Regions from separate parts of the Mus musculus genome. Here regions 2 and 3 are each linked to region 1. The links are chromatin contacts, found by POLR2A ChIA-PET in ENCODE. All regions are on one chromosome and are shown on one strand. Each heading gives the region's core, a stretch centred on a gene start or an enhancer-like site at or near the end of the contact. The rest is flanking DNA. Distances are from core to core; before and after follow the strand shown. Region 1 holds the start of Ap1m1 (adaptor-related protein complex AP-1, mu subunit 1). Region 2 holds the start of Tpm4 (tropomyosin 4). Region 3 holds the start of Klf2 (Kruppel-like factor 2 (lung)).

Evidence for each region. ChIA-PET counts read pairs that join two places held with the same protein, here RNA polymerase II (POLR2A).
Region 2: POLR2A ChIA-PET joins it to region 1 with 41 read pairs in Patski. The contact joins the promoter of Tpm4 here to the promoter of Ap1m1 in region 1. POLR2A ChIA-PET finds 5 or more read pairs at or near these places in 3 of 5 experiments (Patski and embryonic stem cell).
Region 3: POLR2A ChIA-PET joins it to region 1 with 10 read pairs in embryonic stem cell. The contact joins the promoter of Klf2 here to the promoter of Ap1m1 in region 1. POLR2A ChIA-PET finds 5 or more read pairs at or near these places in 4 of 5 experiments (Patski and embryonic stem cell).

Annotation. Positions count from the first base shown.
Region 1 is chr8:72,238,145-72,243,010 of GRCm38, forward strand. It overlaps Ap1m1 (adaptor-related protein complex AP-1, mu subunit 1), which reads left to right and starts at 1,874. Exons shown (of 12, transcript NM_007456.5): 1 at 1,874-2,099. The coding sequence starts at 2,058. Gm51536 (a long non-coding RNA gene) reads left to right here and starts at 3,801. Exons shown (of 2, transcript XR_003947404.1): 1 at 3,801-4,344; 2 at 4,794-4,866.
Region 2 is chr8:72,132,349-72,137,214 of GRCm38, forward strand. It overlaps Tpm4 (tropomyosin 4), which reads left to right and starts at 2,940. Exons shown (of 8, transcript NM_001001491.2): 1 at 2,940-3,105. The coding sequence starts at 2,974.
Region 3 is chr8:72,316,199-72,321,064 of GRCm38, forward strand. Klf2 (Kruppel-like factor 2 (lung)) reads left to right here and starts at 2,864. Exons shown (of 3, transcript NM_008452.2): 1 at 2,864-2,951; 2 at 3,228-4,044; 3 at 4,546-4,866. The coding sequence starts at 2,880. The coding sequence ends at 4,721.

The sequences.
Region 1 (4,866 bases), core at 624-3,123:
TATGGGGCTCCTATGCCCATCACTGTCTTAAATAATGTGTTTAAACCTATGTTGTTATAATAATGATCTGTATACTAAGTTATAAGGCTTACAGGTGGTGCAGAAAGAAGTCTGATCACAACTGGCTACAGTGAACAAGCTGGGTACCCCAAGGACATCTTACCAGTTCCAGCCAGAGATCTGATCTGCGTACACCTGCGTCATGCTGAGACCCTCAAGCCTCACTAGAAGGGTCCCTGCCTAGTTCTGTTTACTAATCTGCCTTATTCTGTTGTTGTTCCCATGTTAAAGATAGAGTAAATGCAGTATTCTCCACATAGAGATATAGACTTCTGAAATTCTAAGATTAGAATTACTTACAAGAAGAAGTGGGGAATGAAGAATGAAAAATTACTGGCCTCTTGTAAGAACATGAATTTTTTACCTCGGAGCCCACCCCCTCCCATCTAGAGATTGTTCTCGGAACACTCCTAAACTTTTCACCCCAAAACTCCTCACCCTAAAGTTCGAAAAAACTGTTCCAAGAACATTTTTGAGATAAAGGCCTCCTGACGTAGATTCCTTGATAGGACATGACTCCTTAGTTACCTAGATTCCTTTGGCAGAACTCCCTAGTGATGTAAACTTGTACTTTTCCTGCCCAGTTCTCCCCCTTTGAGTTTTACTATATAAGCCTGTGAAAAATTTTGGCTGACTGTCGAGACTCCTCTACCCTGTGCTAAGGTGTATGAGTTTCGACCCCAGAGCTCTGTGTGCTTTCATGTTGCTGCTTTATTTCGACCCCAGAGCTCTGGTCTGTGTGCTTTCATGTCGCTGCTTTATTAAATCTTACCTTCTACATTTTATGTATGGTCTCAGTGTCTTCTTGGGTACGCGGCTGTCCCGGGACTTAAGTGTCTGAGTAAGGGTCTCCCTTCGGGAATCTTTCACTATGTGTCACACAAGTAAAAAACCACACAAAGTAAAAAACAAAAAAAAGCCCTTGGGGCGGGGAGGAGTGTTGATGGGCTCCTTTGATCTCTCGGTGGCAGAAAGGTGGTTAAGAATGGCAGAATTTGCCGGGCGGTGGTGGCGCACGCCTTTAATCCCAGCACTTGGGAAGCAGAGGCAGGTTTATTTCTGAGTTCAAGGCCAGCCTGGTCTACAAAGTGAGTTCCAGGACAGCCAGGACTATACAGAGAAACCCTGTCTCGAAAAAAGAAGAATGGCAGAATTAAAATTTAATCAGCCTTACTTTGGTTTTGTTTTTTTGAGACAGGGTTTCTCTGTATAGTCCTGGCTGTCCTGGAATTCACTTTGTAGACCAAGCTGGCCTCGAACTCAGAAATCCGCCTGTCTCTGCTTCCAGAGTGCTGGGATTAAAGGCGTGCGCTAGCTACCACGCCCGGCTCAGCCTTACTGTGAATTAGGCACAGGCTAAGTTACACACGTGCTACCCTGGGTTCACTGGGGCAAGACGGGTGAAGCCCAGTCAGTTGAGAGGTTGACAGTGACAAGTGATTGCTGATAAGGCTGGATTGCCATTGGGAGACTGACTTCCTTTAAGCGCCACCTAACGGCGAGTCACAGTCAGTGACGGGATATTAGTTTACTTGACTTCTGCAGAAAGCAAGGCTGTCTCGAAAAAACAAAAAAAGAAAAAGAAAAAAAAAGGCTCAACTCCAAATCGGTTCCGCTTTCAGCGTCTTCTCACAGCAACAGGCTTGGAAGCGTCCACCTTCATTCCACAGCTAGTCCTTCAGGTACAAGGAGTAATGACAAAGCTGCCCCGCCCTGGTCCTCCAGGCCCCGCTCTTCAGGAAGGCCACGCCCCCTGACTTCCGGCCCGTTTGAGCTATGGGTGAAAAATACTGCCAAAAAGTTCCTACTGCGCTTGCACTCAGTTACGCGCCTGCGCACTTGCGGCTCCCTTCAGACCGGACATAACGGTCCACGCGCTGCTTCATGGACCGGAAGTGGAGGGGAAGTGTCTCGGGGCGCGCCGGGCCTTGCTGAACGCCCGCAGTTCCTGCCGTTGCCGCCGCCCTCGGCTACTGCCGAGACCTTCCAAAGCCGCCATGTCCGCCAGCGCCGTCTACGTACTGGATCTGAAGGGCAAGGTACTGAAGGGTTCGCCACCCTCCGCGTTGCCAGGCAACCAACGGGCCCTCGCCCTGTCAGGACCCACCCTGTTGCTAGGCAACTGGCCGACCAGCCCAGCTAGGGCGTCAGGCAGGCGGGGCAGCCTCACTTGCCAGCCCTACCAAGTTACTAGGAAATGGGCGGTGGTCTTTCCGCGAGTCCCGCCCCATTGCTAGCCAACTTGGTGGGCTGCGGTTGCTAGGTAACTGTCCGCTTTGCCCCTTTCCCTTTTTGTTCGCCTGGGTACCGGACTCTAGCTTCTCCTGCGAACTCCTGTAGCAGGACCCTGCGCCCCGGGGACCGTGCGACCCTTGGCCAGAGGCGTGGCGGGAACTATGGCCTTAGGTCGGTCCCTCGCTCCACAGGCTTCAGCGTTCCCTAGAGCCACTGAGCTTCCTATGACATTAAGAGAAGCGGATGATAAAAGTGTGGTTTTAAGAAGGGCGTGGTGGCGCACGCCTTTAATCCCAGCACTCGGGAGGCAGTCAGGCGGATTTCTGAGTTCGAGGCCAGCCTGGTCTACAAAGTGAGTTCCAGGACAGACAGGGCTATACAGAGAAACCCTGCCTCGAAAAACAAAAACAAACAAAAGTGTGGTTTTAGAGGGGGAAACAGTGCCTAGAGTCACACTGATTACTGGGAAGTAGCGGCCTGGAAGCATCCTCGCCAGGCAGGTGCTAAGCCCAGGGCCACCGTGGGTTAGCCTAATCTGTCATAGCTCAACTTAGTCACTTGGAAAAAACAGAAATAGATGAATACCTATTGGGGCCATGTCTTCATAATGGACTAGCAGCTGCAACTGAAGAATCAGGGAGAGCTATCCTGACTGGGAATAACAAAGACTGCTGAGACATGAAGGCCCTGCACAGAAACAGGACCCTGGCATCTTGCCCAGCGTTATCTGAGAAAGAAATCTTCATTTGTGTGTTTCTGCGGGTGTGTGGAGGAAGGAGACCCCTGCTACTCTTACATGGGCTCTTGTTATCGAACTCGGGTCACTAGACTGATTGAGCTAGGCTGCCTGAACCGTTAAAACGCATGGATCTGCCTGTCTGTACTTCCCAGCAGAATCTGACTTTTTCCCTCTCTTGGTTTTATGAGACAAGTTTTCTCTGTGTAGCTCTGGCTGTCCTGGAACTCACTCTGTAGACCAGGCTGGCCTTGAATTTAGAGACTGACCTGCCTCTGCCTCCCAGGTGCTGGGATTAAGGTATTTGCCACCACCACCTGGTAAGCACCTGGCTGTTACCTGGGATTTGGGTATAGAGTTCAGGTCGGATATTTGGAAAATACAGACTGAGCTGTCTCCCTAGCATAATGGATGGTTTTGTGGTGCTGAGGATAGAGCCTAGAACAACAAGCTCTCTGTCAGGCAGCCACAGTGTACTCTATGCAAAAGCCTCTTCCAGGAAGGCACATTTAGCCTTAAGAAAGGCACTGTCTGTCGCTCTACCTCAGGCTGTCAGAGTGGAAGGCAAGTGGCCAGCCTCTTATGTTTGGAAGCTACCAGAACAGGTCCAGCCACAGTAAACAAGTCCAACATTTAGCAGTGAAAGAACATTGATGTCCAGTCTACATGGAAGAGCTAGAGCTTAGAAGAGCCCCACCCTCCACGTTTTCCTTAGTCCCTTGAGTGTGTACCTGCCTTGTATGTCACCCAAGATCGACAACTGGTGAGTTCCAGACCTGGGCCTCCTCCACAGCCTTCTGGGAAGCTGGGTAGGGGCAGTGTTCCCTAGGTCTCATGACATATGCTCTGCCTTCCAACCTGGCCTAGAGGTACAGTGGGCTGCCTGTCGTGGCTTGCTTGTTCCTTTAGCAAACATCTCATTGGCACAAGCAAGTACCCATCCTGGGCTGAAGCTGTAGAGCCATATTTACATGTGGATTCAGCCAATCTCCGCAGCTGAGCTGTATGATCATAGACAAGCACCTTGGCTCAGCACCTTGGGCAGTCTGAGCCTTGCTTTCCTAATGGATCTGAAGAGCCTTATCTGAGTTATTGAGTATAGATGTGAGACAAGCCTGGCCCTAGCAAGGTCAACAGAGCATAGTATTTGGGCTCCACAGGCCTCTTGACCTAGCAGAACACTTGGACCAGCAACTGAATAGCTATTTGCCTTCTGTTTGGCATTTAGAGAAGGTTATGAAAGACATCCAAGCAGAGCAGGCACCTGATGTGGTTCTGAGAAGGTGACAGATGTCCCAGTTGGCATGCCGGGTGTAAGTCAGCCCATAGACTGGTGCTGGGACTTTGGGGATGCAATGGGAGGAAGCTCCAGGGCCACTGCAGTTCCAGGCAGGAGTCCCCAGGTTGGGATGTGGTCAGACCTGTCTCTAGAAAGCTGTAGTTTCCTGCCTCCTTCTAAAATCAAACCAGCCTCATGACAACATGCCACACTGAGCCTCTCATTACCAAGGGATTCCATGTGGCTACTTTTGGCAAATAGGAGGTCCTCCAAGAACACTTGGATGCTGTCTGTGGCTCTGGTGACTCTAGATTTGGAGTACAGAAGTATTGCTTTCCCGCCTTCCTCTCTCCATGCTTCCCTTTTGGGCACTGAGAACAAAGTCCCAGTTGTTCACAAGGACTTGTATAGTCTGAGTTCTCATAATCTCCCTACCCTCCCACCCAGTGCTTTTCCATGTGACTCTGGCTCATTCCACTTTAGCCAGTGGGAACCCTAAAGCAGGTGTTGAGACAACCTGTCTGCTTCTGCCTTGGGACCTTTGTACCTGCATCTG
Region 2 (4,866 bases), core at 1,690-4,189, 100 kb before region 1:
AAGGGGACACGTGGTTGTCATCCCAGCCCTCTGGAGGCAGAGGCAGAAAGTTCAGGAATTCACGCTCATCCCTGGCTGCACAGGGTTCTGGAAGAATCCCTAGGCTACATGAGACCCTGCCTCACAACACAAACAGGACTAGAGAGATGGAGCCGTGGTTAATAGCACCTTCTGCTCTTAACACATCACCTGGGTTAGGCAACTTAGAACTGCCTGTAACTCCAGTGCCAGGGAACCCAATATCTCTGCAGGCACTTGAGCATGAGTGTACACACTCACACACTTAAAAAAAATTCAAAACCCCTCAAACACCTTTATAGCCTATGATTCATGTCCAGTAGAGTCAAATCTGATTCACACTGAGAGAGTTCCCATGCTTGGCATACAGTAGGTGCCCCATAAATACTCCACTCTACAGGTCCAGAAGGAAGACAAATGGGTGAAGGCCAGTCTTGGTCTTTGAGGTGTCTTTAAGGGAACTGACTGACTCTCTTAGTCAAAGACAGCTACCTGCCCTAAAGTGTTCAAAGTTCACCAGATCAAGGTATTCATAGGGAAACTAAGGCCAGAAAAGTGACGGGGGGGGGGGTTACATATCTGGGGCTGGGAGCAAGACTCCAGGCTCTCTGTCTAGAGGTCAAGGCCCTCCCTTTAGCCTGAAGTGCTAGGAATGATATGATGGGCCCAGTCACATCCATCATAGTGGCAGACTGGGACCAGGTCCAGAGTGGCCTTGGAGATGTCAGATAAGCCAGCTGGAACAGCTGTCTGCTGGCTCATCTAAGCCTGGTTCTACCATCTAGAGGGTGGGCTCTAACTCCTATCCACTAAAGAGTGTCTGCCTTGTGCCTGCTTCCCATCAGCCCAGAGCCTCAGGACTTCCCAGGTGGCACCTCTGACAAGCTCTCCCTGTGGGAGGAAAGAAAACAACTTTAATCCAGGGTCAAGAGGCAAAGGCAGCAGATGTCTGTGAATTTAGAGCCATCCTGATCTATACAGTGAGAAGCAGTGTCAAGAAAAAGAGGGGGAGCAGAAGTGGACACTTGCATGTTCTCACACACACACACACACACGCACACGCACACACACCCGCCCCACACACACACTCACAAGTGTGCAGACACACATATATAGCTGGTTATCATCGTAATACTTACTGTCCACAGAGATCTGAGTATTGGTGTGAGCATGGAGTCCCTATCAAATTTATTTTAAGAACTGGGGGGTTGGGGGAAGTGGTGAGTGGACGGGTGTTAATCTACAGAAAGGCAACCACCCTCAGTGTTTCCTGCTGAGGAAGGACAGGAAGCTTGGCCTGGAGTACTGGGGGGTGGAGGGGAGTCCTGCTCTAGACCACATACAGCATCAGGGATAGAAGGAGATACAGAGATCCTGTGGAGTTGACACAAGAGTGACCCTAGCAGCTAGGAGGTGTCACATGGCTGAGTGGTTCTCAGAGAGGTTGATGGGATGCCTAAAACAGGAATTGTGGGGGACAGACTCTCAGAACAAACAGCACTAGATTCTGGGGAAGGTTAAAGGACACATTAATTAAAACAGATGCATGCCAGGCGGTGGTGGCACACGCCTTTAATCCCAGCACTTGGGAGGCAGAGGCAGGCGGATTTCCGAGTTCGAGGCCAGCCTGGTCTACAGAGTTCCAGGACAGCCAGGGCTACACAGAGAAACCCTGTCTCAAAAACAAAAACAAAAACAAACAAACAAAAAAACAGATGCCTAACAAATGTGCAAAAGTTAGAGGAGTGAAAATTTGATCTTAGAGGGGAATTGGTCCCTGAGAGTGGGTCTCTTCCAGGACAGACCTGAAAGCCAGGTGTGGGAGCCAGATTGGAGTGGGAGCAGGATGTGGGGCTCTTGAGGGTAAGTTTCTCAGCAGGGGAAAGGGCTTGCACACTGGTCAGAAAGTTTCTGCCTACAAAACTGGGAGTTTCTATAGGCTCCACTTTGCTTAAACAGAGATCACCTGAGAGCTGCATTCAGAAAGTGAGAATGCAAAATCCAATTTGTAGTGTTTCAAACTAAAGCTATGACTTCCTCAAGAGAGTGGGGACTCTTATGAGTCCAAGAATGGCCAGTCCTTAGGTCAAGAGTAAAATCCCTCTGTATTCAGTAATGCACACTTACCGCTCTGTGTATGTGGAGGGAGTATTTTATATTTTATGTGAGGGTGTTTTGCATGCATGCATGCCTATGCTAAGGGGTCATGGAAGCAGAGAATGTTGGCTCCCCTGGAACAGGAGCTGGGAATCAACCTGAGTCCTCTGTACAAGACCTTGTCTATATACACTTTTTACTTTCACAAACTTGTGTCCTCTGAATGAGACCTTCTTTATATAAACCTTTTACTTTCTACATTAATGTGGGCGCATGTGTGAGATTAATGGACTCTGGGCATTAGGCTTGGTGGCAAGCACCTCTACCCATGGAGCCATCTCATCAGCTCATAAAGACTTTGTTCATTTGCAGGGCCTTAAACTCCCAGTCCTTCTGCCTCAGCCTCCCAAACTCCGGGCAATGGACCATTAGGCTGACTCATTATCTTCTGTGTCCCCAGGTGAAAGAGCAGCTGACGTAGTTCCAGAAGAAACTGAAATGCGTGGAGGACGAACTGGACAGGCACTCCGAGGACCTGACAGACTTAAAGAAGACTCTAAAGCAGACGGAGAATAAAGGCTCCCAGGTAAGTGCGCGGCCGCTGGGCCAGGCGGGGCGGGCAGTGAGGGAGGACGAGGAGCCCACAGGGCAAAGGCGGCTAGCTGCACCGACGTCAGCCACCCCCTCCCACCCACCCCCCGCCCGGTGCTGACGTCGCGGCCGGCCCGGGTGACCTCATGGGCCTGACAGCAGGGCCGGGGGGCGGGGAGAGGCGGGGGCGGCCCCGGCGTGGCCAAGGCTGGCGGGCCCGGGCGCGGCCGCCCAGCTGTCGCCGGAGCCCAGCAGAACGATTGAGCTATGGCCGGCCTCAACTCACTGGAGGCAGTGAAGCGCAAGATCCAGGCCCTGCAGCAGCAGGCAGACGACGCAGAGGATCGCGCGCAAGGCCTGCAGCGCGAACTGGATGGCGAGCGCGAGCGGCGCGAGAAAGTGAGAGACCAGGACCCGCGCCGTCCGCGACCCCCGCCCGATCCCACTTTTCGTCCCGCGCGCTTCCGGGCCCGCAGTGCTCCCTGGCGCCCTCTTTTCTTCCCAGCTCCGCATGCTTCTAGCTCCCCCTTCCTCCGTCTCCCCTCCGCCTTGATCATCCATACCCTTGGATCCTGGAGCCCCGTACGCTGGCGGGGCAGGAACTGGGAGGTTGCGGGGGGGACAGTCCTGCGCGGGGCACTCCGGAGTAGTGGGGCAAATACCGCGCTCCCATTGTCTGCGGCTGACCAAGGTGGGGGCGGGGGCGGTGCGCGCTTTTGCTTCTTCGCGCCCGAACTTTCCCGGCACGTCCTTAGGGTGCGGCCGCGACACGTCCGCTGAGGGCGGGGTGGGGACAGGAGAATTTGGACGCTGGCCTGCAGGACACCCACCACCACCACCATCACCCTGTGTCCCCCTAGCCCCAGGTAATATCCACTAGGGGGCCTGCCCGACGCCGGAGCGCCCACTGTATGCGCCTTCCCTGAGAGTTCAGGGACCGGGGTGCATGAATAGTTCGGAAAGAGGAAAGGCCTCCGCGCCTCCTCTTCATCCCTGGGTCAAGCCCGGGGCCAGAGATGGGTCTGGGTTCTAAGCCCAGCTCTGGCACCCACAAAGCGTTCGATTCGTGTCTCCCAAAAGTCTGCTACAGGTGGGTAGAAAGAAAAGACTAGGGAGAGGCATTCCAGACGTTTCCGGGGCAAGGAGAGCCCCTTGCCTGAGTAGTAGGGCGGTGTTTGCTAGCGAAGGAGACTCACAGACAAGGGAAGAAGTGTTGTGTGATTGCCCAGGTCTCCTGAAGCCGTAGTGTGGGAACTCAGGGCGGGGACCCTAGAAACTGAAAGGCTAGGTGGAGTTGGCAGTGCAGGTACCGCCTGGACTCCTCCCAAGACTGCCTGGGCGACAGCCTGGCCTGGGTAGAAGCCTTGAATCCCTCAAGGACCGCTCGGGCTGGAGAAAGCCTCAGAACCGGGCGGAAGCTCTGCACAGTAGCTGTTACGGCTTCTCATACGCCCGTCCCACCCTAGACATCTCCAAAATGGCCTCGAGACTCCAGCCAAGCCAGGAATTTGGCGGCCCAAGGGTGGAGTGCGGGGGATGCCTTTTGGAAAACTCTGAGCTGCTTTAAAAGTTCATGTGGGAAAGCATGCTTCTTTTGGTTGTAGAAAGACATCTCAAGTTGATTCCGGGCCAGAAACACCCAGACTAGAAATGGGGTTGGGGTGTGTGTAGCTGATTTCTGGGCTTGTGTCCCAACAGCTGGTTTCATTTAGATTTTTGTGTGATTAACCGACGTCTTCCTGTTGCTTGGCCACAAGTATCTAGCAAGCCTCTTTTACCTTATAAGGGAAACCCTTTGTAGCCGGTGGAAGGCTTTGATTGCAGGAAGGGGCGGAGCTCAAGATGACTTAGGATGTGTGTGTGTGTGTGTGTGTGTGTGTGTGTGAATGAATGCATGGATGTGAACTAGAGCTCTTTCTGTTTTAAACAGTTGAAAATATGCCAAGATCAAAGTGTGCCTCTTCAGTCTAAGTTCTTTTCCTTTTCTTTGAGACAACTCATGAATGTGGAAACTCAATGTGACTGTGAAAGTGATTACTATGTTGGGTGTGGCCTTGAGCCCCCTGCAGCCCAGGCTACTTAGAGGCTGTGGGGTTGTCATTGAATGGTGGGATACTTGCTTAGTATGCACAAAGTCCTGGGTCCCTTCTGCAGGACTGG
Region 3 (4,866 bases), core at 1,614-4,113, 79 kb after region 1:
ATTTGAAACTATTCAAAAGACTGAGGCCTGCACAAAGGGCTTAGAGGAGCTAAAAGAAAAGATATGCAGAAAGAGAAAAAACGCATTTCAAAAGCTCCCCCTGGCCATAGGTGTGGTGCAAATGAGGGGATGTGCACCTGATGAAAAGAGGTGCAGGAGGTGGTTCCTGCCTGGGAGCTGCTTGGCACTGCTAGACTCTGACAGTGTGCGTGTGCGTGCGTGTGCGTGTGGGCTCCAGGGGGATCACTTCAGCTCACTCCCCCTACTTTGTGGGCCCCCTGGGGATTGAACTCAAGCTGTCAGGCTTAGTTTGAAACATCCTTTTGAGTCATCTGCACAGCTCTGGCTCTGAGCTACTGATCTATTGATCGTCTGGCTGCAGCCTCGCCACAGTGCTGAGATGACAGGCGTGTTCTAGTGCTCTTGAATATCTGGGTCCCCAGATACTCAAACCACGTAGTAAAAGGCCATGGATGCCCTGGAGTTGAAGTTACAGGCCCCACGTGGGTGTGAGGAACCACTCTTAAGCACTGAGCCAGCTCTTCATCTCTCCCACAGGCTTTACAACACCACTGGGTGGGTTATACCCAACACCACAGAACAGATTTGGCTGTCATGTTACTTTGTGTTAATTAGGAATGATTAAAAAAAAAAAAAAAAACTTCCTGTGTTCAGACTCAGTCCCCTACTGATCCCCAGGACAGGTGGTGTGGTGGCCAGTCTTTTTGTTTTTGTTTTTTGTTTTTTGTTTTTTTGTTTTTTTTGAGACAGGGTTTCTTGTGTAGCCCTGGCTGTCCAGGAATTTACTTTGTAGACCAGGCTGGCCTCGAACTCAGAAATCCACCTGCCTCTGCCTCCCAAGTGCTGCGATTAAAGGCGTGCGCCAACACGCCCGGCAGGTGTGGCCTGTTATACCAGCACTTTGGAGGCAGAGGCAGGAAGATGGCCATCCTGGACTATATAAGAAAAGACTATAAGATATAAGAAAAACCTATTACACACACACTGCAAATAAAAACAGAACTCCCTCCTCCAGAATCCTTAACGTTGGGAAATGACCCAAATCTTATCATTTGTTCCTTAGTAACGGGAAACTGAGACACACACACTCAGGGTGTTGTTCAGATCTGAATACACCACATGGCTCACTTTTGCTCCATGTGAAACACACATGGTATTCCCCGCTCTGTGGTGACAGGCTGAGGTGGGTCCCCGGTCCTAGAGGACTTGTTAGATCTTCCTTAACCAAGCCAGTGTTTCAGCCTCACATTCTGCCTCCATGAGTGTGTGATCTCTCTACTTTGATGTTTTGTGGAAAGGACCTGTGGACAGTTGGGGCTGATGTTACAGACCAGTGTCTGTAGTTCGCCAATGTTTCTGCTCCAAAGTCACAGAAGTGGACAAGGGGCTGGGTGTGGAATCTGCCACCCCCTATTCCTGCTGGAATCACTGCACCCAACTACACAAGCTTGACTGCACCCCTCAGCCTCCTGGTTTCAGGTCACAGCTTCAATGCCCTCCCTCTCTCTATTACCCTCTTGCTTTCTCCAGAGCTTACCTCAATGTTTGCCTCCGGGGTTAAGGTCAAAATTGCACCAATGTCCTTCCCCAGGCTCACCACATACTTCCTCCTCTTCCACTGTTCCTTTTTTTTTTCTGTTTAGGCCCCTTGGGTATTATGCATATTTATTTGATGTGCCCATCCCCCACTGAGTATCCCTTGCAAGTCTTGACAGTCAGACAACAGCTCTTCCCTGCACTAGAAGGATTTATGTGAGGTGTATGTTTGTGGGAGGTGAAAGGTCCCAGAGACTCAGTACTGTATTTATGTATCTAGTGTAAATTGTAATTATTACATGCTATTGTGTATTTGCACGTGCGCCAGTGCACTGTGAGGTCTAAGGACAACTTATGGGAACGGATTCTCTCCCCCTTTTGGGAACTGAGCTCCTTGGATGAGGCTTGTAAGCAGACACTAAGCCATCATGCCTGCCTCTAGTGTTTGCTTCTTTTTTAAGACACGGTCTCTTGTAGCCAAAGGGGCCTTGAACCTAATGCTTTCAACCTCCTAAATGTTCTGAAGACAAGCATATACCACCATGCCATGGTGTCTGCCTCTGTGTGTGTGTGTGTGTCTCCTTCCCTCCCTCCCTCCCTCCCTCCCTCCCTCCCTCCCTCCCTCCCTCCCTCCCTCCCTCCCTCCCTCCCTCCCTCCCTCCCATCTCTCTCTCTCTCTCTCTCTCTCTCTCTCTCCCTCTCTCTCTCTTTCTCTCTCTGTGTCTATCTCTCTCCCTCTGTGTGTGTGTGTGTGTGTGTGTGTGTGTGTGTGTGTATTAAGGGGGCTACGATGCTCCAGGCTGGCCTCAACTCCCTTCTAGGCAGGCCCCAAACTTCATCCTTCTTGTCTTAGCTTCCAAGGTAGCTTAAACAAAGATTTCACAGAGCGTTCCCTGGGTGAGCACTGTGACCCCAGACTCCCCATGCATCGGTCCAGGTTTCCAGGGGCTTGAGGCTGGGGAGATACCGGGAAAGCCTCGTCACCCGTGTTCCCCGCGGAGTCCCAGGTGCCACCCCCTCCCCCGCCCCCCGCGCGCGCTAACTATGCTGTTGTGCCTGGTTTGTTGACGCCGTCGCCATAGGGACGGTCGGGGGCGGGGCCCGGCCGCGGGGGCGGGGCTTGAGGAGCGCAGTCCGGGCTCCCGCAGTAGCCGCCACAGCCACCACCGCCAGGCTTATATACCGCGGCTAAATTTAGGCTGAGCCCGGAGCTCGTCCCCATCCGGGACGCGTTTCCGTCGACGCCTCCTAGCCCGGCCCTCTGTGCCTGCCGCGCCTATAAGGCCTGGGTGGGCCGGGCCACAGCACACACAGTCCCTGCCATGGCGCTCAGCGAGCCTATCTTGCCGTCCTTTGCCACTTTCGCCAGCCCGTGCGAGCGCGGCCTCCAGGAGGTGAGGGCAGCGAGGGTCCGCGGGCGGCGGGGTAGCAAGGTACCAGGCTACAGGGTGCAGGAGCCAGTACTGGAGATGACAAGGTCCAGGGTGCTGACCGCCTCAGGGAGTTAGACTTCAGGCTGTGGGACAGGAGGTGGGTGCAGGGACTGAGGACACGCGCGCTGAAGGGATGCCGTGCACCGGGTGCAGATCTTGAGGGCCTAGTTGTTAGACTTTGGGGTGCAGGGTAGCAGGAGGCACCCCCACTCACGTCCCGCGCCCTGTCTCCTGCAGCGCTGGCCGCGAAATGAACCCGAGGCGGGCGGCACGGATGAGGACCTAAACAACGTGTTGGACTTCATCCTCTCCATGGGATTGGACGGTCTGGGCGCCGAAAATCCTCCCGAGCCCCCGCCGCAGCCCCCGCCGCCTGCCTTCTACTACCCGGAGCCGGGTGCTCCGCCGCCCTACAGCATCCCCGCGGCCAGCCTGGGAACAGAGCTGCTGCGCCCCGACCTGGACCCGCCTCAGGGGCCGGCTCTGCACGGCCGCTTCCTCCTCGCGCCTCCCGGGCGGCTAGTGAAGGCCGAGCCCCCCGAGGTGGACGGCGGCGGCTACGGCTGCGCTCCGGGCCTGGCCCACGGACCGCGCGGGCTGAAGCTCGAGGGCGCCCCAGGAGCGACAGGTGCATGCATGCGGGGTCCCGCCGGCCGCCCCCCGCCGCCCCCGGACACGCCGCCGCTCAGCCCCGACGGCCCCCTGCGCATCCCGGCGTCCGGTCCCCGCAACCCGTTCCCGCCGCCCTTCGGTCCCGGCCCCAGCTTCGGCGGTCCCGGCCCCGCGTTGCACTACGGGCCTCCCGCGCCTGGCGCCTTCGGTCTTTTCGAGGACGCGGCGGCAGCGGCGGCGGCGCTGGGCTTGGCTCCACCTGCCACGCGCGGTCTCCTCACGCCGCCCTCGTCCCCGCTGGAGCTGCTGGAGGCCAAGCCCAAACGCGGCCGCCGCTCCTGGCCCCGCAAGCGCGCCGCCACACATACTTGCAGCTACACCAACTGCGGCAAGACCTACACCAAGAGCTCGCACCTAAAGGCGCATCTGCGTACACACACAGGTGGGCGCCTGGCCTCATTCCCGGGATCTGCGGCAGGGGGATGGCCGCGAGTTCAGGAACAGGCTAGGTTACAGAGGAAGACCCTGTCCATCCTCCAGAAGGGAAATGGATACTGTCCCCAGAGTCTATGACACTGCCAAGGGGGTGTGGCAGTTTAATGGGTTGGCTCCGAGGGACTCAGGTCTCAAGAATTCGGGACATAATTAAGAAGCTGTGGAGGGCTGGGCTGGGGCTTAGCACTGCATATAAAGTTTGGCATGGTGGCCTGAGCCTGTCATCTCAGTACTGAGCAGAAGAATCAGGAATTCAGACCTAATCTCAGAATGTTAGGGGAGGAATGCACCTGAGCCTGCTAGTGGTCAGCTTCAGGAGCCCAAGGTTCTCTGTTTAGATTAGATGTGGGATGGAGATGAGAGGGAGAGGGCAGTGCTATCCGGTGCAGGGTGCCCAGAGCAGGCTTTCGGGGAAATTGAGGCTCAATGTCATTCCTCTCTGATGCAGGTGAGAAGCCTTATCATTGCAACTGGGAAGGATGCGGCTGGAAGTTCGCGCGCTCTGACGAGCTTACCCGCCACTACCGAAAGCACACAGGTCACAGACCCTTTCAGTGCCACTTGTGCGACCGGGCCTTCTCCAGGTCCGACCACCTGGCCTTGCACATGAAGCGACACATGTAGCCTGGGTCGACTCGGCTAGCCCATGCGCGACTGTGGCAGGTTCCACGCGCGGGGCACGGTCCCCTTGCAAACAGACTGCTATTTATTGGACCTTAGGACAGAGCCGGACAAGTGTGGCCACAGGAAAATGACTCTGCCACCAGTT